Linked DNA regions of Homo sapiens: region 2 is linked to region 1. A link is an interaction called in ENCODE POLR2A ChIA-PET data of the cell type or tissue named here. Cell type or tissue: HepG2. All regions are shown on one strand. Links, peaks and the distances in the headings refer to the core of each region. The heading gives the core; the rest is flanking DNA.

Region 1 (12,126 bases), core at 5,312-10,311:
CTTTTTTTTTTTTAATATAGCTGGATAATCAGTGCCAAGCTCCCGTTGCTTTTGATGGTCTGACCTAGTCTGGGGGGTGGGTGGATTGGGCTGAGCTGTGACGGGCTCCAGCTTCAAACAGTCGGCTGGAGCTTGGAGGTCACAGCCTCCTGTACATCTTTTCCAAGGTGCTTCCGTAGATGTACTTATTAATCTGTGTGACTTAAAGGTGGGCATGGCTCTCATCTCACAGATGAGAAGACAGGAGCCACAAAACGCAAAAGACCTTTCAAGTCAAGGCCTGTACAAATCCAAAATCTAAGGTCACCTAGGGAGCCTTGGCACCACTAACAGGCAAGTCCTGCTTTCAGGAAGAAGTACTCCATTAGGCCATTTTTCTACTTGGTGGTTGAAAGAGAAAAGGCAGCAGCCGAGGAGGTGGTGATCTGGGGGCCTGTGAAGCCAGGATATGCTAACTAGTGCCTCTCGGGGGCAGGTAGGTGTTTTGCCCTCAAAGCTGGTCGCCTGGACTAGCTTGGAGCTGATAGAGTGAGATGTGGATGTGCTTTGGGTAGGCCAGTGGGTCTGTCTCTCCCCGGTCTCTCTCGCTCCTTTTTAAATTAAGGAGTCTACTTGTGGCTAACTATAGAATATGCCGAGTTAAATCCTTTCTGGAACAAGGCAGCGGGTAAATAAATAAATAAAGTGTAGAATGACGCTGTGGAATAAGATTTAATTTAAAAGCCAGGAGGAGATGGAAGGAAGTAATAGGTTGAGGGATTCCCAGCTCCCCGACGGCAGGAGATCAGGTTTCAATCAGCCTGTTTGTGTTCCTTGCATTTAAAAATGGTTGTGGCCGAGCGCGGTGGCTCACGCCTGTAATCCCAGCACTTTGGGAGGCCGAGGCGGGCGGATCACGAGGTCAGGAGATCGAGACCATCCTGGCTAACACGGTGAAACCCCGTCTCTACTAAAAAACACAAAAAATTAGCCGGGCGTGGTGGCGGGCGCCTGTAGTCCCAGCTACGCGGGAGGCTGAGGCAGGAGAATGGCGTGAACCCGGGAGGCGGAGCTTGCAGTGAGCCGAGATCGCGCCACTGCACTCCAGCCTGGGCGACAGAGCGAGACTCCGTCTCAAAAAAAAAAAAAAAAAAAAAAAATGGTTGTGCGGTCATTATCTGGTACTTCTACTCCTAGGAAGCCCCTGCCCTGTGACTTTACTAACTTATTTATAGAATTAGAGCCGGAAGGGCTAAATTCAACCTGCTGGTCCTTTTTTTGTTTTTTTGGAGATGAAGTCTTGCTCTTGTCCCCCAGGCTGGAGTGCAATGGCGCGATCTTGGCTCACTGCAACCTCCACCTCCCAGATTCAAGCGATTCTCCTGCCTCAGCCTCCCGAGCAGCTGGGATTACAGGTGCCTGCTATGACGCCTGGCTAATTTTTGTATTTTTAGTAGAGACGGGGTTTCACCATCTTGGCCAGGCTGGTCTTGAACTCCTGACCTCAGGTGATCCGCCCGCCTCAGCCTCCCAAAGTGCTGGGATTACAGGCGTGAGCCACTGCGTCCAGCCTCTGCTGATCATTTTTTAATAGAAATGGAGTGACTTCACCAGAGTCACACAGCCAGTTTGTAGAAGTATTGGCACTGAAGTTTTGAATCTAAATTCTTTATCTTTGCTCCAATCCAGGGAAAGAAAGGAAGGATTCCCTGTTTCAGGGGTGGAGCATAGATAGGAATGACCACAGAATTTATTGCCTAATCAGGACACTCAAAATGCAGTGAAGGGAAGTGCTATTATTATTATTTATTTATTTATTTATTTATTTATTTATTTTTGAGATGGAGTCTCGCTGTGTCACCCAGGCTGGAGTGCAGTGGCGTGATCATGGCTCATTGCAAGCTCCGCCTCCCGGGTTCACGCCATTCTCCTGCCTCAATCTCCCAAGTAGCTGGGACTACAGGCGCCCGAAACCATGCCCAGCTAACTTTTTGGATTTTTAGTAGAGACGGGGTTTCACTGTGTTACCCAGGATGGTCTCGATTTCCTGACCTTGTGATCCGCCCGCCTCGGCCTGGGATTACAGGCGTGAGCCACCGTGCCCGTCGTATGATTATGATGATGATGATGATTATTATTAGAAATGGAATCTCACTATGTCACCCAGGCTACAGTGCAGTGGTGCAATCTCAGCTCACTGCAATCTCCACCTCTCGAGTTCAAGCGATTCTCCGGCCTCAGTATCCCAAGTAGTTGGGATTACAAGCTTGAGCCACCATGCCCGGCTAATTTTTGTGTCTTTAGTAGAGACGAGGTTTCACCATGTTGGCCAGGCTGGTCTCAAACCTGATCGCAAGTGATATGCCCACTTCAGCCTCCCAAAGTGCTGGGATTACACTTTGAATCCTAAGCGCCTGGCCAGAGAATGCTATTGTTAATTGTACCTGGATGATAAAGCTTTTCCTTTGAGTAACTCAAGTGAGAAATCCTGGCTCTTCCAGTCCTAGGGCTCTCTGTGACTGATCTGCCAGCTTGCTTTCTGCCTCCTTCTGGACTCCTCTCCATGAAAAAGGGAGAATCTGCCTCACTCTCAGCAGCGTCAACTGAAAATCTGACAAAACCCCCAACCCAGCTGTGTGAGGTGGCTCATGCCTGTAATTCCAGCACTTTGGGAGGCTAAGGAAGGAGGATCTCTTGAGCCCAGGAATTTGGGCCAGCCTGGGTAACATAGCAAAACCTTGTCTCTACAGAAACATCAAAAAATTAACGGGACTTGGTGGCACGTGTCTGTGGTCCCAGCTACTCAGGAGGCTGAAGTGGGAGGATTGCATGAGCCCAGGAGGTCAGGGCTGCAGTGAGCCATGATTGCACCACTGCACTCCAACCTGGGTGAGAGAGCAAGACCCCCATCTCAAAAAAAAAAAAAAAAAAAACCACCCTAACCCCTAAGCCCCAGTTGGGTGACCCCTATTTCTCAGGGGCCCCAAGCCCCCTTTGCACTTTTATCTTCCACATCTGGAAATAGATTCTTCCACATTTAGCTGAGAAATTCAACAGACACTGGTTGAATAAGTCATAGAAGCCAGATGTTCTGACCCAGAAATAACGAAGTTGTTATGGCAGCAGAGCTCATCTTTGATTATGAACAAAGGCAAAAAGCAAACAAACAAAGGAGGCCTGGCATGGTGGCTCACGCCTGTAATCCCAGCACTTTGGGAGACCAAGGCGGGCAGATTACCTGAGGTCAGAAGTTCGAGACCAGCCTGGCCAACATGGTGAAACCCCGTCTCTACTAAAAATACAAAAAATTAGCCGGGTGTGGTGGCGGGCGCCTGTAGTCCCAGCTACTCGGGAGGCTGAGGCAGGAGAATGGCGTGAACCCAGGAGGCAGAGCTTGCAGCGAGCCGAGATTGCACCACTGCACCCCAACCTGGGCAACAAAGCAAGACTCCATCTCAAAAAAAAAAAAAAAGAAAAAGCCAGGTGTGGTGGCTCACACCTGTAATCCCAGCACTTTGGGAGGCCGAGGCGGATGGATCACAAGGTCAGGAGTTCGAGACCAGCCTAACCGACGTGGTGAAACCCCGGCTCTACTAAATACAAAAATTAGCCAGGCATGGTGGCACGCAGCTATAATCCCAGCTACTCAGGAGGCTGAGGCAGAAGAATCGCTAGAACCCGGGAGGCAGAGGTTGCAGTGAGCTGAGATTGTGCCACTGCACTCCAACCTGGGTGACAGAGCGAGACTCTGTTTCAAAAAAAAAAAAAGAAAAAAAAAATGGCCAGGCACAGTGGCTTACCCCTGTAATCCCAGCATTTTGGGAGACCAAGGCAGGTGGATCATCTGAGGTCAGGAGTTTGAGACCAGCCTGGCCAATGTGGTGAAACCCTGTCTCTACTAAAAATACAAAAGTTAGCCAGGCTTGGTGGCAGGTGCCTGTAGTCCCAGCTATTTGGGAGGCTGAGGCAGGAGAAGCGCTTGAACCCGGGAGATGGAAATTGCAGTGAGCCCAGATTGCGCCATTGCACTCCAGCCTGGGCGACAGAGCAAGACTGTCTCAAAAAAACAACAACAAAAAAGCAGGAAGCAGACTTTTTAGCTAGTTCAGCTATACTAATTGTGTACATGTCTTTAGTCTTATCATTTATATATATATATATATATATATACACACAAACACACAGTGGAGGTATGTCTTGCACAGGGACTAGCTTGTGAAGTTAGCGCAGAGAGATAACATGGGACACAGTTGAGTTGCCTTGACATTGCTCAGAAGGTTAGGTACACACGTCATGTGTACAGCTGTGTCCTGTACTCATAGCTATGAGTTCCTGCTGTATTGGTGATTTGTGTCCCATGTATAATTCTAAAGAAAGATTATATTTAGAGATGAAATCATACACGTATGTCTCTACTTATAACACTGCAGCCAGATTTTTTTTTTTTTTTTTAAAGAGATAGGGTGTCACTATGTTGCCCAGACTGGACTTGAACTCCTGGGCTTAAGCAGTCCTCCCACCTCAGCTTCCTAAGTAGCTGGAACCACAGGTGCACATCACCATGCCTGGGCACTTCAGCAAATTTAAGATGATTCTCGACTGGGCATAGTGGCTCATGCCTGTAATCCCAGCACTTTGGGAGGCCAAGGCAGGCGGATCACAAGGTCAGGAGATCGAGACCATCTTGGCTAACACAGTGAAACCCCGTCTCTACTAAAAATAGAAAAAAAAATTAGCCGGGCGTGGTGGGGGGTGCCTGTAGTCCCAGCTGATTAGGAGGCTGAGGCACAAGAATGGCATGAACCCGGGAGGCGGAGCTTGCAGTGAGCCGAGATCGTGCCACTGCACTCTAGTCTGGGCAACAGAGTGAGACTCCATGTCAAAATAAAATAAAATAAATTAGAATTACAGGTGCACACCACCACGCCCAGCTAATTTTTTATATTTTTAGTAGAGATGGAGTCTCACTCTGTCACCCAGGCTGGAGTGCAGAGGCACGATCTCAGTTCACTGCAACCTCAGCCTCCCGAGTAGCTGAGACTACAGGGGCATGCCACCACGCCTGGCTAATTTTTTGTATTTTTTGTATCACCATGTTGCCCAGGCTGATCTCGAACTTCTGAGCTCAAGCAATCCACCCGCCTCAGCCTCCCAAAGTGCTAGGATTACAGCCATGATCCAATGATCCACCTCACCTGGCCCTATACCTATAACTCTTTTTTTCTTCCTTTCTTTCCTTCTTTCTTCTTTTTTTTTTTTTTTTTTTTTTTTTTTTTTTTGACGGAGGCTGGCTCTGTTGCCCAGGCTGGAGTGCAGTGGCAAAATCTCGGCTCACTGCAATCTCTGCTGCCTCCCAGGTTCAAGCAGTTCTTATGCCTCAGACTCCTGAGTAGCTGGAATTACAGGTGCACACCATCATGCCCAGCTAAATTTTTATATTTTTAGTAGAGATGGGGTTTCACCATGTTGCCCAGGTTGGTCTCGAACTCGTGAGCTCAGGCAATCTGCCTGCCTCGGCCTCCCAAAGTGCTAGGATTACAGGTGTGAGCTGCCGTGCCCAACCAGCTTCTGTAACTCTTGAGTCAGTATTTCTCTACAGCCGTTAGTTAATTCTCCAGTTTCTTTCCAGCCCTGGTTGAAAGAGCCATTTCAGCCCCTGTGCCTGACAGTCAACACAGTACATTTTTTCTTTTTCTTTTTTTTCCTTTGAGATAGGGTCTCTGTCGTCCAGGCTGGAATGCAGTGGCTCGATCATGGCTCACTGCAGCCCTGAACTCCTAGGCTCAAGCGATCCTCCAACCTTAGCCTCCCGCATAGCTGGGACCACCGGCACGCGCCACCACACCCAATTAATTTTGTTGATTTTTAATAGAGTCGAGTCTGCCTATGTTGCAGGGGCCCATTTATTTCGGTGAGTTTCCACATGCTCTTTGTTTAGGTTTTGCCGATTAGTATTGACCTCAGCTGGACAACATCAGGTGCTCGTGGGTACACTTTAGTCTTTTTTGTCTACCTTCCCAGGACATGAATTAAATGCACCCGTACAGGATTCTACCGGCTATGAGAGGAAAGGGCTCAAGGATATACACCAAAATGATACAACTGCTTTAGAAAGGAGAGAGCAGGGCTGGCTGGCTTTTCTGTCTTCCCCCAAAACTTGATTCCAGTTGTGTCACTACTTGTAACAAAAATAAATCAACAGGCTGGACATGATGGCTCAGACAAATTCCAGCACTTTGGGAGGCCAAGGCGGGAGGATTGCTTGAGACCAGGCTGGGCAACCAAGCAAGACCTCATCTCTAAAAACAATTTAAAAATTCCCTGGGCGTGTGGCACAAGCCTGTGGTCCCAGCTACTTGGGAGGCTAAGGCAAGAGAATCACTTGAGCGCAGGAATTTGTGGCTGTAGTGAGCTATGATTATGCCACTGCACTGCAGCCTGGGTGACGGACCGAGACCCCATCTCCAGTGAAAAAAGTCAACTTCCTCCCTGCAAATAGTAAGAGGCTAGTTCGACCAAACACCTGTGAGTTCAATGGTCACCCGTATCCTACAGACCTGCTATAGGGTTCCTGAGTGAAACCACAAAGGGACAGGCAGCCAGTGCATCAAAGAAGGGCATGGGGCTCAGGTGACAAGCCTCTGTAGTCATGACCTGGCAGCAGCATGCTTCCAAAGTTGGATGCTCTTGTGGGACACTGGACCAAGGAACAGGGCAGCTTCTGAGAGAGTTTGCTTCCTGTGAAAATCACAGCTTGTGAAACTTCCCCCAGCTGCTAGAGCTGAAGGGTTGTGTAATTTCTAAAGAGCCAAAAATAAGTTTCAAGCCTCTTGCCAAGCCTCCCTGTACCAGCATGACCTTGCCCCTGATACACTTGGACCTCCTGCAAGAGGCCATGTTGACCGGAATTTCCTGTGATTGACAGCCAGAGGTTCCATAAGCACTTTCCTTTCATCTCAATGGAGCATATTCAGGGGAGGGGGCCCTCCTGCTGGATGGGGTGCAAGAGTTAGGGTTTGAGGCTGGGCACGGTGGCTCACACCTGTAATCCCAGCACTTTGGGAGGCGGAGGCGGATGGATGACCTGAGGTCAGGAGTTCGAGACCAACCTGGCCAACATGGTGAAACCCCATCTCTACTAAAAATACAAAACATTAGCCGGCTGTGGTGGCGGGCGCCTATAATCCCAGCTACTCAGGAGGCTGAGGCAGGAGAATCACTTGAACCCGGGAGGCAGAGGTTGCAGTGAGCCGAGATCTCACCATTGCACTCTAGCCTGGACAACAAGAGTGAAACTGTCAAAAAAAAAAAGTGTTTGGAGGATCACCCCGGGATGCCACATTTGTTGACTGAGTTGCCCAAATGTCTCTAAGTAGGCATGACTTGGTGCCAGATCTGGAAGACCAGGGTGGCTGGCTCCCTGAGCAACCTCACCTTCCCCCTCCTGCAGGCTGGCTCTCCTGCCGGATTGGAATCTGCCACCCTGCCCCAGTTGTCGAGGGATCCACTTCGTTGAGTGGCACCGGTCCCTGTGTGTGAAAGAGGATGCTGCTTCCTATCCCAGCACCCAGTGGGCAGGGCCCTGAAATGACCCAACTCCCTGCCGTTCCCTTCTCAGCACGTCTGTGTCACGTGGCTCTTAATTCAGCCTCTGCCATACAGTTCACGCTCAGGCCTTGAGAGGCCCAGGTTTCCCCAGAGGTATAGTCAAGGTCACCTGTCATAGCTAGGCTTACAAGACAGAATTCCCTAATGGAGGTAGAGCTTTGTGCCCACCTCAGCATTCAAGACTGCAGTGCCTGGCACTAAGTGTCTGACAGATGGAATAATAGTCTTTTAACATATTAAGGATCTGTCTAAAATTACCACAAGGCTGGGCACAGCAGCCCACACCTGTGATCCCAACATGGTGGGAGTCCGAGGCAGGAGGATCGCTTGAGCCCAGGAGGTTGAGGCTACAGTGAGCCATGAACATCCCGCTGCACACCAGCCTAGGCAACAGAGGGAGACTGTCTCAAAAAATAAGTAAATAAAAATAAAATAGAAGATGTGGCCGGGCGCAGTGGCTCACACCTGTAATCCCACCAGTTTGGAAGGCTGAGGCGGGCAGATCACTTGAAGTCAGGAGTTGGATACCAGCTTGGCCAACATGGTGAAACCCCATCTCTACTAAAAATACAAAAACAGGCCAGGTACAGTGGCTCACACCTGTCATCCCAGCACTTTGGGAGGCCAAGGCGGGTGGATCACCTGAGGTCAGGAGTTCTAAACCAGCCTGATCAACATGGTGAAACCCTGTCTCTACTAAAAATAAAAAAATTAGCCAGCCATGATGGCAGGTGCCTGTAATTCCAGCTACTCAGTAGGCTGAGACAGGAGAATCGCTTGAACCTGGGAGGCAGAGATTGCAGTGAGCCAAGATCACACCATTGTACTCCAACCTGGGTGACAAGAGTGAAACTCCATCTCAAAAAAGAAAAAAAAAATTAGCTAGGCGTGGCAGCGGGCACCTATAATCCCAGCCACTCGGGAGGCTGAGGTATGAGAATCACTGGAACCTGGGAGGCGGAAGTTGCAGTGAGCTGAGATCGCATCACTGTATTCTAACCTGTGTGACAGAACGAGACTCCATCTCAAAAAAAAAAAAAAATACAAGAGCCTATCCCTGCCTTCTTGCTGTTGAGCTATTTCAATTAGTTAACCCTCCTATATCTTTGCAGACCTGGAGTGGAAGATCATTTATGTTGGCTCGGCTGAGAGTGAGGAATTTGATCAGATCCTAGACTCGGTGCTGGTGGGCCCTGTGCCAGCAGGGAGACACATGTTTGTCTTTCAGGTAAGAAAGATGAGGCCTTAGGCCTTAGCCCTTGATTCCTAGAAACATCCTCTTTTACCTGAAATCCCACAGAGTGCTTCAGGAATCAAAAGTTCAAGTTCAGCTGGGCACGGGCTCACGCCTATAGACCCAGCTACTCCAGGGACTGAGGTGAGAGGATTGCTTGAGCCCGGGAGTCTGAGGCTGCAGTGAGCCACTGCACTCCAGCCTAGGCAACACAGTGAGACCCTGTCTCTAAAAAAGAAAAAAACAAGTATTAAAAACATAGAGGCCGGGCACAGTTGCTCACACCTGTAATCCCAGCACTTTGGGAGGCCGAGGTGGGAGGATTGCTTGAGGCCAGGAGTTTGAGACCAGCTGGGGCAATATAGTGAGACCGCATCTCTACAAAAAATGTAAAAATCAGCAGAGCATGGTGGTGTGCGCCTGTAGTCTCAGATACTTGGGAGGCTGAAATGGGAGGATCACTTGAGCCTGGGAGATGGAAGCTACAATGAGCCAAGACCACACCACTGCACTCCAGCCTGGGCAACAGTAAGACCCAGTCTCAATCAATCAATTAAAACAATTTAAAAGTTCAGGTTCAAATCCTAGTTCTACTGTCAGGAACTATCTGACCTCTCAGAGGCCGTCAGGCCCTCCCTTCCCCCACCTCTGTGTCAAAGCTGCCACTGATTTACAGGCAATTCCCATTATTTACAAGAGTTACGTTCTATAAAGTTGCCGCGAACACTGAATTAGTGAATACTGAACCATTGCCCCAGGGGAAATACAGGGTTAGATTCTTGGAAGTCACATTTTCGTCAGCTGGTTAATACGTAAACTTGTATGTGTGTTTATGTTGAAAAGACACCAGGACGGCTATGATGGCTCAAACCTGTAATCCCAGCACTTTGGGAGGCTGAGGTGGGTGGATCGCCTGAGGTCAGGAGTTCAAGACCAGCCTGGCCAATGTGATGAAACCCCGTCTCTACTAAAAATACAAAAATCAGCCAGGTGTGGTGGCGCATGCCTGTAATCCCAGCTACTCGGGAGGCTGCGGCGGGAGAATCGCTTGAACCTGGGAGATGGAGATTGCAGTGAGCTGAGATCGCACCAGTGCACTCTAGCCTGGGTGATACAGCGATACTCTGTCTCAGAAAAAAAGGAAAGATACCTTATTTAATATATACAGTGGTTCATTTATGTTGAATTCACAGCCAACAGCACTATAACTCTCCTGAATGAAACTTCTCTAATACGCATATTTTCCATAAAGCCTTTCTTGTATCCTACACTGCACTTCAGCACTACCGTTGGGTGCCATCATAGACAGCAAACTCACCAACAAAAAGCACAAAACATGGAAAAAAGCACTAAGTAGGCTGAGGAAAGGACGCTCATTCACAGTGAGAGCTGAGACCAGAAGACAGAGTGTTGCCTTGTTTGACCTCAGGTGGGAACAGGCGTGGTAGGTAACTCTAGGTGGGAACAGGCATGGTAGGTAACTCCAGTTTTTCCCTGCTCTGTGCATGTCTGCAAGTGACTGTGAAAGCAAGCAGGTGTTCATCTTGGGGTTACAAATAAACTTAGCAGGTAGGTGAACTTGCACATATGGAACCCATGAATAATGAGGATGGACTGTAACTCCTAAATGGCTCTCATGCAGCACCCCACCTGGGTTGTCAAATGTAGATTCTGGCCGGGTGTGGTGGCTTCCAGCACTTTGGGAGGCAGAGGCGGGAGGACTGCTTAAGGCCAGGAGTTCCAGACTAGCCTGGGCCACATAGCGAGACCCCCATCTCTACAAAAAATAGAAAAATTAGCCGGGTGTGGTGGCTTGCACCTGTCGTCCCAGCTACTTGGGAGGCTGAAGCAGGAGGCTTGCTTGAGCCTGAGAGTTTGAGGCTACAGCGAGCTATGATTGCACCTCTGCACTGCATTCTGGGTGACAGCGAGACCTGTCTCTACAAAAAAAACATTAACCAGGCATAGTGATGCAGGCCTGTAGTGCCAGCTACTAGGGAGGCTGAAGCAGAAGACTCACTTGAGGCCAGGTGCCATGGCTCACACCTGTAATCTCAACACTTTGGGAGGCTGGGGCAGGCAGATCACTTGGGGTCAGGAGTTAAAGACTAGCCTGGCCAACATGGTGAAACCCTGTCTCTACTAAAAAATACAAAAATTAGCTGGATGTGGTGGTGCACATTTGTTATCCTAGCTACTCGGGAGGCTGAGGCACGAGAATTATTTGAATCCAGGGGGCGGAAGTTACAGTGAGCTGAGATTGCGCCACTGCACTCGAGCCTGGGCAACAGAGTGAGACCCTGTCTCTAAAAAAAAAAAAAAAAAAAAATAGGCTCGCTTGAGCCCAGGAGTTCCAGGAGTTTACAGTGATCTGTGATTGCACCACTGCACTCCAGTCTGGATGACAGAGGGAAAAGCTATCTCTTTAAAAAAAGAAGGCCGGTGCAGTGGCTCACGCCTGTAATCCCAGCACTTTGGAAGGCCAAGGTGGGCGGATCACAAGGTCAGGAGATTGAGACCATCTTGGCTAACATGGTGAAGCCCCATCTCTACTAAAAAATACAAGAAATTAGCCAGGCCTGGTGGCGGGCACCTGTAGTCTCAGCTACTCAGGAGGCTGAGGCAGGAGAATGGCGTGAACCTGGGAGGCGGAGCTTGCAGTGAGCCGAGATCACGCCACTGCACTCCAGCCTGGGTGACAGTGAGACTCCATCTCAAAAAAAAAAAAAAAAAAAAAGAAGAAAGAAAAAACAAATGGAGATTCTGAGTTCTCCAGGTGATTTTTCAGGATCCTCTGCTCGGATACACTCCCTTACCTCCATCACTGCTGTTACCGCCCTAATCCAAGCTACCACATCCTATCTAACCCCTTCAGCCACCACTACTAAATCCACTGACAGGCCCTATCTACTCAACAGTCAGGACTGGCCTCCTGGGTGTGCAACCCAGGCAGCTGCACAGGACCCCACACTTGGTGCGATACTCTGCTGTCACCGTCTGAAACCTAATAGCTTTTCTGGAGGGGCGTGGTGTTTTCATTTTGCATTGGTTTTATTTTGCACCAATTACGTGGCTGGTCTTGTTTGCAGTAGTACACCCTGAATCTGTTCTTTACTGCCTGGTCTAAGCCAAGTCCACTGCCTCTCCAGGATGACTGGTGTAAGCCTTCTGCTCCACTACAGTCTCCTGTCACGGCTCCACACTTTGCCAGAGGCTTCTTTTCAGATCACAAGAGTGATGTGGCACTTAACCTCCTGCTTACTCTCTTGCCCTTTCCCAATCCCTTAGCTGGCCCCCGGGTGGCC
Region 2 (12,126 bases), core at 5-5,004, 190 kb after region 1:
GTGGTGTTAGGGTCAACATCTTGGCGGTTATAGTGTTGTTTGGAGTTAGTGTGATGGGGAGTTTGGGGTTATGGGGATGTTGTGGCGTGTGGGGTTGATGGTGGGGGTGATGGCACATTTGGGGTCGATTGTGGGGGTGATGGCGCATTTGGGGTCAATTGTGGGGGTGATGTCGCATTGTGGTCGATTGTGGGGGTGATGGCGCATTTGGGGTCGATTGCGGGGGTGATGGCGCATTTGGGGTCGATTGCGGGGGTGTTGGGGCATGTGGGGTTGATTGCGGGGGTGATGGCACATTTGGGGTCGATTGCGGGGGTGTTGGGGCATGTGGGGTTGATTGCGGGGGTGATGGCACATTTGGGGTCGATTGCGGGGGTGTTGGGGCATGTGGGGTTGATTGCGGGGGTGATGGCACATTTGGGGTCGATTGCGGGGGTGTTGTGGCATGTGGGGTTGATTGCGGGGGTGATGGCGCATTTGGGGTCGATTGTGGGGGTGTTGTGGCATGTGGGGTTGATTGCGGGGGTGATGGCGCATTTGGGGTCGATTGTGGGGGTGTTGTGGCATGTGGGGTTGATTGCGGGGGTGATGGCGCATTTGGGGTCGATTGTGGGGGTGTTGTGGCATGTGGGGTTGATTGCGGGGGTGATGGCGCATTTGGGGTCGATTGTGGGGGTGTTGGGGCATTTGGGGTCGATTGTGGGGGTGATGGTGCATTTGGGGGTGATTGTGGGGGTGATGGCACATTTGGGGTTGATTGTGGGGGTGTTGAGGAATTTGGGGTCGATTGTGGGGGTGATGGTGCATTTGGGGTCGGTTGTGGGGGTGATGGCACATTTGGGTTGATTGTGGGGGTGTTGGGGGAATTGGGGTCGATTGTGGGGGTGATGGCACATTTGGGGTCGATTGTGGGGGTTTGGGGTTTGACATCTTGGCAGTTATAAGACTGGGTCAGAGTGATGGGGTGTTTGGGATTAACTGTGGGGGTGATGATGGTATGGGGCTGGTTTGGGCTGATGGGAAGTTGAGAATCAGTGCTTGGGGTCACTTGGTCACGGGGTCACGGGTGTGAACACCCCAACTCTCACCCTGCAGAACAACCAGCTCCAGGAACTCCCCTACAATGAGCTGTCCCGCCTCAGTGGCCTGCGAACCCTCAACCTCCACAACAACCTCATCTCCTCCGAAGGTGAGGGGGCAGAGGGAGGCGGCCTCTCTGGGGCTGTAGGACTGACCGAGGTCTCAGCTGCCATCCCCCTCCCCCGCCCCATCTGCGGGCAGCTCTGTGGCAGTTCCCAGAACTGCCCTTTGCTGAGCAGGATGGAAACTCAGGAGCTGGGGTGGGGGTTGGGGGCTGTGGCTTTTGAGTAGGGATGGGGAGGAGGGGATCTGAGGGCCTGGGGAGCCTCTGCCAGTTCCCCGGCCGAGAGTCCTGGGGCAGCTGGGAGCCCAGACTCCCCCTCCACCCAAGACAGGCCTGGGGTCCCTTCACTGCCCCCCTACTCTCCCAGGCCTGCCTGACGAGGCCTTCGAGTCCCTCACCCAGCTGCAGCACCTCTGCGTGGCTCACAACAAGGTGAGCCCCCAGCCCCACCCGCAGGCCGAGCCCAGTGAGGGTGCAGCTTCAGTCACTCAGCCCAGGGTGTGGAGGGGACAGCTCTGCTGGGGAAGTGGTGGGGCCAAGGCGCACCAGGACCAGTCCGGCTGTGGGCTGTGTCCCCACAGCTCTCAGTGGCCCCTCAGTTTCTGCCCCGGTCCCTCCGTGTCGCGGATCTGGCTGCCAACCAAGTGATGGAGATCTTCCCCCTCACCTTTGGGGAGAAGCCGGCACTCAGGTAGACCCTGGCCCAGCCCAGGCCCCCAGGCCTCAGATACATCTGTGTCATGCCCCGGTTCTAGGAGCAATGAGGGAGTTAAGACCTTGCCCTCGGCCGGGTGCAGTGGCTCACTCCTGTAATCCTAGCACTTTGGGAGGCCAAGGTGGGAGGATCATCTGGGGTCAGGAGTTCGAGACCAGCCTGGCCAACATGATGAAACCCTGTCTCTACTTAAAATACAAAAATTAGCTGGGGGTGGTGGTGTGCGCCTGTAATCCCCGCCACTCAGGAGGCTGAGGCAGGAGACTGGCTTGAACCCAGGAGGTGGAGTTTGCAGTGAGACGAAATCGTGCCACCGCACTCAAGCCTGGGCGACAGAGTGAGACTCTGTCTCAAAATTAAAAACAAAAACAGAAACAAAATGCCTTGCCCTGGAGGGCTTAACCAGGGACAGATCCCTAGCCTTGGGGAGTGGGAAGAGGGCATAGTTCTACCCTGGGAGGAGAGTGAGCGGGGAGACAGGGCCCTGTATGCTGTGTCAGAACTCCAGACTGAGGTGGAGACAGTATGTGCAGGGACACACACACACACACACTTACACAGACTCACATACACACCTGCACACACAACCACATGAACACATGCTCATGCACACACAATCACATGCACACACAAGCACACACACAGACTCACATACACACCTGCACACACTTCCAACCACATGCACACAGGCACACACTCATGCATGCACACGCAATCACATGCACACACAAGCACACACATGCACATATGTACACAATGCTCACACTTTTGCACATGATCACATGCACACATGGACATACATGCATACACACAGTTGCACACTCGGCTGCACACACACAATCACATGCACACTTATGCACAGGCATGCACACATGCACACCCACACTTACAATCACATGCACACACTCACCCATGCACACTTATGCACAGGCACATAGCACACACTTGCATATACATACACACATGCACGCCCACACACTCTTACAATCACATACACACGTGCACACACACTCCACATATGCACTCATTACACTTACACATGCACACTGCTCACACATGCACACACGTCTATTCATACAACACACATGCACACTCACCTGCACACCTACGCACAGTCACATGCACACATACACAATTACATTCCCACACAGACTCCACACATGCGCGCGCACACACACACACACACACACACACACACTGAAGGCGACCCTGAGCAGGGTGTGGTGCGGGAGTGGGGTGGTAGGAGGCGAGGGGCAGGCTGGTGGCCGGAGCCTGGCTCTCCTCAGGTCCGTGTACCTCCACAACAACCAGCTGAGCAACGCTGGCCTGCCCCCCGACGCCTTCCGCGGCTCCGAGGCCATCGCCACCCTCAGCCTCTCCAACAACCAGCTCAGCTACCTGCCGCCCAGCCTGCCGCCCTCACTCGAGCGGCTCCACCTGCAGGTAGCCCTGCTGTAGGTCCCACCCCGGGCCAGACTCTCTTCACCTCTTTCCAGGGGGACCCCTCCAGTTCCTAGCTTTCCATTCTTCTCAATTGCCCCTCAGAATGCCAGTGGTCAGAGTTATCCTTCTTTGAATCACTTTATTGGAAATCGCTTTGAGCTCAAGGCAAGCTCCTCGTCACTCCCTTACTCAAGAGCCGTCTGTGGCTTCCCGCTGCCCTCATCCCAGACTCAAGTCTCATTCTCTTCTTCCTTCTCCAGAACAATCTCATCTCCAAGGTGCCCCGAGGAGCCCTGAGCCGCCAGACTCAACTCCGTGAGCTCTACCTCCAGCACAACCAGCTGACAGACAGTGGCCTGGATGCCACCACCTTCAGGTACAGGCTGGTTGGGGGGCAGCAGGGGCTGAGAATTTACAGTCGGGGGTCCCAACCTTCAGTCCCCCTTCCCTGACTGGCTCCTAAGCCACGGCCTCATTTACTGAGTGCCTGCTGCTCACTGGGCTCGGCAGAGCACTGGGTAGGTGTCCCTGTTCCCCACAGCCCTGCACTGACATCGTAAGTCTCACATGCCTTTCCATCTCGGCTCTACCCTGGTCACCCCCATAGCTAACTCTCAGGCTGGAATCTGCCCTGGGCACCCCAAGTTTACCTCCCACCCAGCTCTCTCCACGCATCACTCCCAAGTCAAAATCTCCAGCTTAAATCTGTCTCAGGACCACTCCCCAGCCTCCCCGCCAAAATCTGTCAGGCACCCCACTCCAAGTGCCCCACCTAACACCGACCCTCTCTCCTTCCAGCAAGCTGCATAGCCTTGAATACCTGGATCTCTCCCACAACCAGCTGACCACAGTGCCCGCCGGCCTGCCCCGGACCCTGGCTATCCTGCACCTGGGCCGCAACCGCATCCGGCAGGTGGAGGCGGCTCGGCTGCACGGGGCGCGTGGTCTGCGCTATTTGTTGCTGCAGCACAACCAGCTGGGGAGCTCAGGGCTGCCCGCCGGGGCTCTGCGGCCGCTGCGGGGCCTGCACACGCTGCACCTCTATGGCAATGGGCTGGACCGCGTGCCTCCAGCCCTGCCCCGCCGCCTGCGTGCCCTGGTGCTGCCCCACAACCACGTGGCCGCGCTGGGTGCCCGTGACCTGGTCGCCACACCGGGCCTGACGGAGCTTAACCTGGCCTATAACCGCCTGGCCAGCGCCCGTGTGCACCACCGGGCCTTCCGCCGGTTGCGTGCCCTGCGCAGCCTCGACCTGGCAGGGAATCAGCTAACCCGGCTGCCCATGGGCCTGCCCACTGGCCTGCGCACCCTGCAGCTGCAACGCAACCAGCTGCGGATGCTCGAGCCCGAGCCTCTGGCCGGCCTGGACCAACTGCGGGAGCTCAGCCTGGCGCACAACCGGCTCCGGGTCGGCGACATCGGGCCAGGCACCTGGCATGAGCTCCAAGCCCTCCAGGTCAGGCACAGGCTGGTTAGCCACACTGTCCCCAGGGCCCCTCCATCCCCCTGCCTGCCCTGCCACGTCCCAAACATTCTAGTTAGCTGGTAAAGCAATCAGAACAAGAAAATGATAAGAGTGGGTTAGAAGGTGATGAGGAGGCTGGGTGAGGTGGCTCATGCCTGTAATCCCAGCACTTTGGGGAGCCAAGGCAGGAGAATCGCTTTAGGCTATGGGTTTGAGACCAGCCTGGCAACACAGCAAGACCCTATCTCTACCAAAAAAACATAGCCAAGCGTGGTGGCACATGCCTGTAGTCCCAGCTATTCAGGAGGCTGAGGCAGGAGGATCGCTTGAGCCCAGAAGTTTGAGGCTGCAATGAGCCGTGATCGGGCCACTGCCCTCTAGACTGGGCAACAGAGCAAGACCCTGTCTCTTGAAAAAAAAAGTGATGAAAGAGGTATGGTGCGATTCAATGACTGACTCATTTAATCAAGTGGGGACCTGTCTGTCTGTGCCTTCCTGGGAAGGGCCTTAGTTTACCTCTGCAGAAGGGAGGAATTTGGCAATCATGGGGGGTGGGGGGCAGAAGGGCCAGGCTGGTATGAAGGGGGCAGGGGACTCTCAGAGAGGTTGGGGGCTGGCTGAGCTGAGTGGCCCAGGCCTGGGGCTGCCACGATGCCATCTATAACCCCCTGCCCAGATGCTGGACCTCAGCCACAATGAGCTGTCCTTTGTGCCCCCGGACCTGCCTGAGGCCCTAGAGGAGCTGCACCTCGAGGGCAACCGCATCGGCCACGTGGGCCCCGAGGCCTTCCTCAGCACACCCCGCCTGCGTGCCCTCTTCCTCAGGTGCCCCGAGGGTGACCGGAGGGGTGGAGGTGGGCAGGGGAGGGCCTGGGAGGGTCATGACCGCCTCTCTGTGCAGGGCCAACAGGCTTCACATGACGAGCATCGCGGCTGAGGCCTTCCTGGGGCTCCCAAACCTGCGTGTGGTGGACACGGCAGGGAATCCGGAGCAGGTCCTGATCCGGCTGCCTCCCACCACCCCACGTGGGCCACGGGCAGGGGGCCCCTGATCCTAGAGAGGCCCAGCAGAGCAGCTCAGACTCCTGGGACTCCGCTGGGCCGTGGACTGAGGAGACAACGCCCACCAGGGGCCCTTGGTCTGGCTCTCCTGGGCCTCCAGGGCTGGGCCTGCTCTGCCTGCCACTGGCCGAGACACAGAGGCACACAGCTGGCATACTCCAGGCTCACAGACCACGCCGGCCTGGCGGGACACACCCTACCCCAAACTCCCAACACAGATGGAGGCAGCAACAATAAAGCCAAACCCTTCCAGCACTCAGCACGGACCAGGCACCCTTTGGGGGCTCTGTCCACGGACTCCTCCCCACAACCAGTCCAGCTGGGGAAACTGAGGCTCTGGGATGCTAAGTGGGTCAGGACTGAATTTTGAGGTCTTGAGGCACACACTGGGGTCACCAAACAGCACCCTGTGCGACCTAGCCACGTGTGATTGCAGGGACGCCCAAGGCCACCCACTGAAAAAACACTGGGTGACAGATATAGGGACCCTCACATGTATCCCCCCCCACAGCAAGCATGGGAATGAAATGCATCCTTCAAGCTGGGTGTGTGGTGGTGCCCTTCTGTAATCCGTTAGGAGGCTGAGGCAGGAGGATCATGTGAGCCCAGGAGTCGGAGGCTGCAATGAGCTGATTGTGCCACTGCGCTGCAGCCTGGGTGACAGAGGGAAACCCGGTCTCTAAAAAAAAAAAAAAAAAGCACCTTTCACAAGCACACTGTCCCTCCCCAAAACTGCTTCCCTAACAGGCGCCTCCCCATCCACTTCCAGGGGAACCGGGGGGTGGGTGGGAAGACCTAGCCTGGCCACCGAGGGTCTGAGCAAGAAACAGACAGGACAGAGCTGGGCTGAGTGTGGCCCTGGCTATTTTATTCCATGTGCTGGCCCTGGGGACCCAGCTGGGCCAGGTCGACGCCCCTGGGGAGACAGTGTGGCTCGGCCAGCCTCAGTGGCTTCTTTGGGGTGCAGGAGGGCTTTGGGGTTAAGGCTGGGGAGGAACAGGAAGTAAAGTGCTTGCAGGGGCCCTCGGGGCTTGGCCCCAGCCACCCTCCCTGCTCCGGGGCGGGCCAGAGGCCGGACACCCCTGGGCTGTGCAAACAGGACTCTCCAGGGCCCAGCCAGGCCTGGGTGAGGGGCACATACTGGCTGGCAGGCATGGTTCCCAACACCCGCAGCCACGGAGGCTCTGGCGGGGCTGGGGGCCCGGATGAGGGGTGAGTCCAGAACCGATTGTCCGCTGATTGTCTGCTTGTCTGGTTCGTGGCTGTGTCGGCTCTTCCCGGTATCGGGGCCTGCTGCCCGCTTTCTGGGGGCTGCCCGCCCCATGGGCTCCTCACCTGCGGAGCCGCTGCAGCTGGGGGAGAGGAGGCCACTGGGGTCATGGAGGTGGGCTACGACCACAGTGATCCCCCAACCACCCCATCTCCTAAGCTGCTTACCTCACTCTCTACCAGATTCCGCCTATAGAGCGCCTCCTTTGCAGCATCCTGTGGGGGATGGGCATTCAGCAGGTAGTCCCTGCAGGCCCCACCCTGCCCGCTGCCCAGTGCCCACCCGGCCCGCGACCAGCTCACCCTGCTGCCATCGTTGCCCAGGCGCCGGGCAGCCTCCGTGTAGAACTGCAGCTGCCGCTCCAGCTGGGCTGCGTATTCTGAGAATGGATGGCGGGGGAATGGAGGCTTAGGGTGGGGCCTCACTGCCCACAACCCTCCTGGACTGTGCCCATCCCCAAGCCCGTCCCCCGCCAGGTGCCCATCCCCGAGCCCCTCCCCCTCCAGGTGCCCATCCCCGAGCCCCTCCCCCTCCAGGTGCCCATCCCCGAGCCCCTCCCCCTCCAGGTGCCCATCCCCGAGCCCCTCCCTCTCCAGATGCCCATCCCCGAGCCCCTCCCCCTCCAGGTGCCCATCCCCGAGCCCCTCCCCCTCCAGGTGCCCATCCCCGAGCCCCTCCCTCTCCAGATGCCCATCCCCGAGCCCCTCCCCCACCAGATATGCATCCCTGAGCACCTCCCCCCCCATGCCTATCCTGGAGCTCCTCCCCCACCAGATGCCCATCTCCAAACCCCTACCCCGTCGGATGCCCACACCCCCCTGCTCCAGCTGTGCCCTCTGCCACTGGCTGCGTTGCATGATGTCCTGGTACTGCTGGGCCACTTCTGGGGGCACCGGCCGCCGCGCCTGCCTGAGGGCCAGGATCTAGAGGATACAGAGGGTCCTGTGAGGATCCTGCCTGGGCCTGCAGACTCCCCAGTCCTGCCCCATGTAGCCCGGCAGGATGGATACCCACCTTCCGCTCCAGACGCTCTTGGTCAAACGCCAGCACACTGAGGCTATGCAGGGGCCGGGCTGATCTAAGGGGTGGAGGAAGGATAAGGGACTGCAGAGATTCCCCCAGCCCAACCCTGTTAATTCAAAAGACACACTGGGCTGGGCACAGTGGCTCACGCCTGTAATCCCTGCACTTTGGGAGGCGGAGGTGAGTGGATCATGAGGTCAGGAGTTCGAGACCAGCCTGGCCAATATGGTGAAACCCCGTCTCTACTAAAAATAGAAAAAAAATTAGCTGGGCATGGTGGTGTGCTCCTGTAGTCCCAGCTACTTGGGAGGCTGAGGCAGAAGAATTGCTTGAACCTGGGAGCTGGAGGTTGCAATGAGCCGAGATCACACCACTGCACTCCAACCTGGGTGACAGAGCAAGATTCTGTCTCAAAAAAAAAAAAAAGCCGAGCATGGTAGCTCATGCCTGTAATCCCAGCACTTTGGGAGGCCGAGGCAGGCAGATCACCTGAGGTCGGGAGTTCGAGACCAGCCTGACCAACATGGAGAAACCCCATCTCTACTAAAAATAGAAAAATTAGCTGGGTGTGGTGGCGCATGCCTGTAATCCCAGCTACTCAGGAGGCTGAGGCAGGAGAATCGCTTGAACCCCAGAGGCGGAGGTTGCTGTGAGCTGAGATCGCGCCATTGCACTCTAGCCTGGGCGACAGAGCTAGACTCTGTCTCAAAAAAAAAAAAAAAAAAAAAAGACACACTGGGCACTGGGGGTATGGTGGGAGACAGCCGAGAACCACCCGGTGTTACTGATCCCAAAACCTAGCGGGGATGATGGCTGCACACCCAGGAAACTATGATGCCTAGTGGTCAGGGAGGGCTTCCTGGAGGAGGTAACAGCCAAGTTGGGATCCAAAGAAGGAATCAGAGGTGGGCAGAGGAACAAGGAACACCCCTACCCTAGGTAGGGGTGTTCAGGGCACTGGAACCCACAGAAGTCCAGAGGCCAGTGAAAACTATTCATGGACATGAACCACAGGAGGGAGTAGGGAGAGAGAAGCCTGGATATGTTGACAATGGTCAGATCACAAAAGGTTTTAAAGACCAAACCAAGGAGTTTAAACTGGATCCTCTGGGAAAAGGGGTGCCAAGAAAGGTTTTGCAGCAGGAGAGGGACGTGGTCCAATTTGTGCCTGGTGGGAAACTGTCCAGGTGGGGCTGAGAGGGGAATTGGGTGTTTTCTCCAGCATGCCCTGGCCCAGATACCTACCTGTTCCCTGACTCCCTTGCAGGGGCAGGCACAGGAGGGGCCTTCCCTTTGGGCCCAGCAACCTGCTTCAGAGGAGAGAACCAGTCCTGTGAGTCCTGGGCCCCTGAACCAAGCTTCCCTCCCTGGGGTTGCTGATGGGTGGGGGTGGGGGGTCTCACTGTGGGCACAGCTGCCGGCACAGGGTCAATGACCAGCCACCTCTCTGTCGTCGTCTCCAACTGCTGGGCTGTCAGTGGCTCCCGAATCCGGACCATTACCTCCAGTCGCCCCCCTGTGGGCCGGCGACCATCCAGGACCTGGGTGGGGGTAAGGAGAAACTGTTGGTGGGAAGCAGGAAGTGACTAGAGGCCCAGGGCCAGGACAAGGGAGAACAAGACTGGTTTTTTTTTTTGGTTTTTTTTTTTTCTGAGATAGAGTCTCGCTCTGTTGTCCAGGCTGGAGTGCAGTGGTGCAATCTGGGCTCACTGCAAGCTCCGCCTCCTGGGTTTACTTACGCCATTCTCCTGCCTCAGCCTCCCGAGTAGCTGGGACTACAGGCGCCCGCCACCATGCCTGGCTAATTTTTTTGTATTTTAGTAGAAACAGGGTTTCACCATGTTAGCCAGGATGGTCTCGATCTCCTGACCTCGTGATCTGCCCGCCTCAGCCTCCCAAAGTGCTGGGATTACAGGCATGAGCCACCATGCCTGGCCAAGAGTGGTTTCTAAAATATGAGCCCATGGTATGGCTGAGATACCAGTTGATCATAATGGAGTGGGGTACTGCAAGTATTTAGGGCTGGGCAGTAGGGAGGTCTGAGGCTCTGAGGGGAGGGGCTGGGTCAACAGACAGGCTCATAGAGGGCTCAAGGCAGGAAGTGTTTTAATAATGTTAACGAGTAGCATGGCCATACCGGAGCACGCGGATGAATGTCCACCTCTCACCTCAAGGATCTCCCGGACCTCACATGCTATCTCCAGTGCATCCAGCTTCAGCTGGGCTGTCCCCAGCACCCGGTCAGTCTTGAACAGCCCCCTGTGTGCATGTGTGTATAGTGGGGACAGGATGGTTGGTTCAGAGGAGCTCCCCTCCCCTGGAGCCCACCCAGCGGCCATGGCTCTCTCTAGCTCACCCCTTGTGAACCACTTCGAACTTGATGCCCTTGGTCTGGATGGCCCTTCGGAAGCCACGGTGGCTGCGGTTGATGCAGAGTTTGAACTGCTCCTTGAACTCTGCAGGAGGAAGGAGGGAGAGGAAGTTGGGTGGGGTCAGGCCATTGTCTTATGTCCCTTCTGCTGCAAGGGAGTAGGGGTAGGGTGCTTCCAGCCGAGGCTCACCAGGGGAGTCTGTGTTCTTGATCACACTGGTCTTGTCTTTCTGAGCTTCTTCCTATGACCAGAGAGGAGGCAGGAAATCTAGGGGGCCTGGGACCTGGCTTTGGCCCACTGAGGCTGCAGCCCTCCCCTCCTCAGCTCCCCACGTACCACGTTGGGATAGGGGAAGTCAAACCGAACAAAGACATCCAGATCGCCAGGGGACAGTCCTGTGGGCAAACAACGGTCAGAGCTGGGCAGAGAGGGGGTCCCCATGACCCTGACCCTTGCCTACAGCCCCCTCACCTGGGGGTGTGGGCAAGTTGATGCCCTTCACGATGAAGAGGAGCATGTCGTTGCTGCTGAGGTCAGGGAAGATCCTTCCGGGTGGGCAGGTGGGCAGGCAGGTGGGCAGGGAAACAGAGGCACCTCAGTCCCACTGCCCGCCTGCCTTCTCTTCCCCCAGTGGGGGCAGGGAACAAACCCCACCCTGGCCTTCGGGGGTGTCTCAGCTCCTGGGCTCATTTTAGAATCAGACAGACTAGAGTTCTCTGTTCAGGTTGGCAATGGATCACTTTCGAGTCTTTTCTTCAGTCTGTGTATATTTATTTGGTATCTACTGTGTGCTAGGTACCCTAGCTGCTGGGTGATATTCCCTTCACTTAACAGTTGTTGAGTCCTACTAAGCATCAGCCAGTGCCCTAGCTGCTGGGAGATCTTTCCTTCATTTCCCAATGTTTCTTGAGCACCTACTATGTGCCAGCCAGTACCCCAGCTGCTGGGGGACCTTCTTTTCACTTAATATATATGTGTGTGTGTGTGTGTGTGTGTATATATACATATATATACGTGTATATATATATATATACACATATATATACGTATATATATATATACACACATATATGTATATATATATACACATATATATACGTGTATATATATATATATATATATATATATTTTTTTTTTTTTTTTAGACAGAGTCTTGCTCTGTCGCCCAGGCTGGAGTACAATGGTACGACCTCAGCCCACTGCAACCTCCACCTCCCAGATTCAAGAGATTCTTCTGCCTCAGCCTCCTGAGTAGCTGGGATTACAGCTGCCCGCCACCACTGCTGGATAATTTTTATATTTTTAGTAGAGATGGGGTTTCACCATGTTGGCCAGGCTGGTCTCGAACTCCCGACCTCAAATGATCCGCCTGCCTTGGCCTCCCAGCCTGGCCTCACTTAATATTTTTTGAGTCCTATTAAAGCACCAGCTAGTGTCCTAGTTGCTGGGGGACCTTCTATTCATTTCACAATATTTCTTTTTTTTTTGAGACAGTCTCACTCTGTCGCCCAGGCTGGAGTGCAGTGCGATCTCTGCTCACTGCAAGCTCTGCCTCCCAGGTTCATGCCATTCTCCTGCCTCAGCCTCCTAAGAAGGTGGGACTATGGGCGCCTACCACCACGCCCGGATAAT

The links. ChIA-PET counts read pairs that join two places held together with the same protein. Peaks named below come from ENCODE experiments on the same cell type or tissue, not always from the same donor. Only the 100,000 strongest peaks of a DNase experiment are listed, where the experiment ranks them.
Region 2: POLR2A ChIA-PET joins it to region 1 with 8 read pairs; 7 of 35 experiments call an interaction of 5 or more read pairs at or near these places.

What each region holds. Positions count from the first base shown.
Region 1 is chr19:14,122,811-14,134,936 of GRCh38, reverse strand. ASF1B (anti-silencing function 1B histone chaperone) reads left to right here. Exons shown (of 4, transcript NM_018154.3): 2 at 8,700-8,815. Among named protein-coding and RNA genes, the nearest start is that of ASF1B, 7.7 kb to the left of the region's middle. RefSeq lists an enhancer at 6,263-6,372. In HepG2, for the core only: no CTCF peak of the experiment used is centred there; a DNase peak (open chromatin) is centred at 7,641.
Region 2 is chr19:13,925,430-13,937,555 of GRCh38, reverse strand. It overlaps PODNL1 (podocan like 1), which reads left to right. Exons shown (of 10, transcript NM_001370095.3): 3 at 1,096-1,189; 4 at 1,512-1,576; 5 at 1,726-1,835; 6 at 3,146-3,302; 7 at 3,563-3,678; 8 at 4,101-4,758; 9 at 5,444-5,592; 10 at 5,669-6,369. The coding sequence ends at 5,819. CC2D1A (coiled-coil and C2 domain containing 1A) reads right to left here. Exons shown (of 29, transcript NM_017721.5): 18 at 10,966-11,039; 19 at 10,831-10,889; 20 at 10,684-10,735; 21 at 10,479-10,578; 22 at 10,291-10,381; 23 at 9,526-9,663; 24 at 9,368-9,432; 25 at 8,114-8,177; 26 at 7,896-8,022; 27 at 7,402-7,478; 28 at 7,267-7,314; 29 at 6,677-7,181. The coding sequence ends at 7,161. Among named protein-coding and RNA genes, the nearest start is that of PODNL1, 6.9 kb to the left of the region's middle. RefSeq lists an enhancer at 619-1,376. In HepG2, for the core only: a CTCF peak has its summit at 3,284 (motif pointing left); no DNase peak of the experiment used is centred there; H3K27me3 peaks cover 1,057 bases.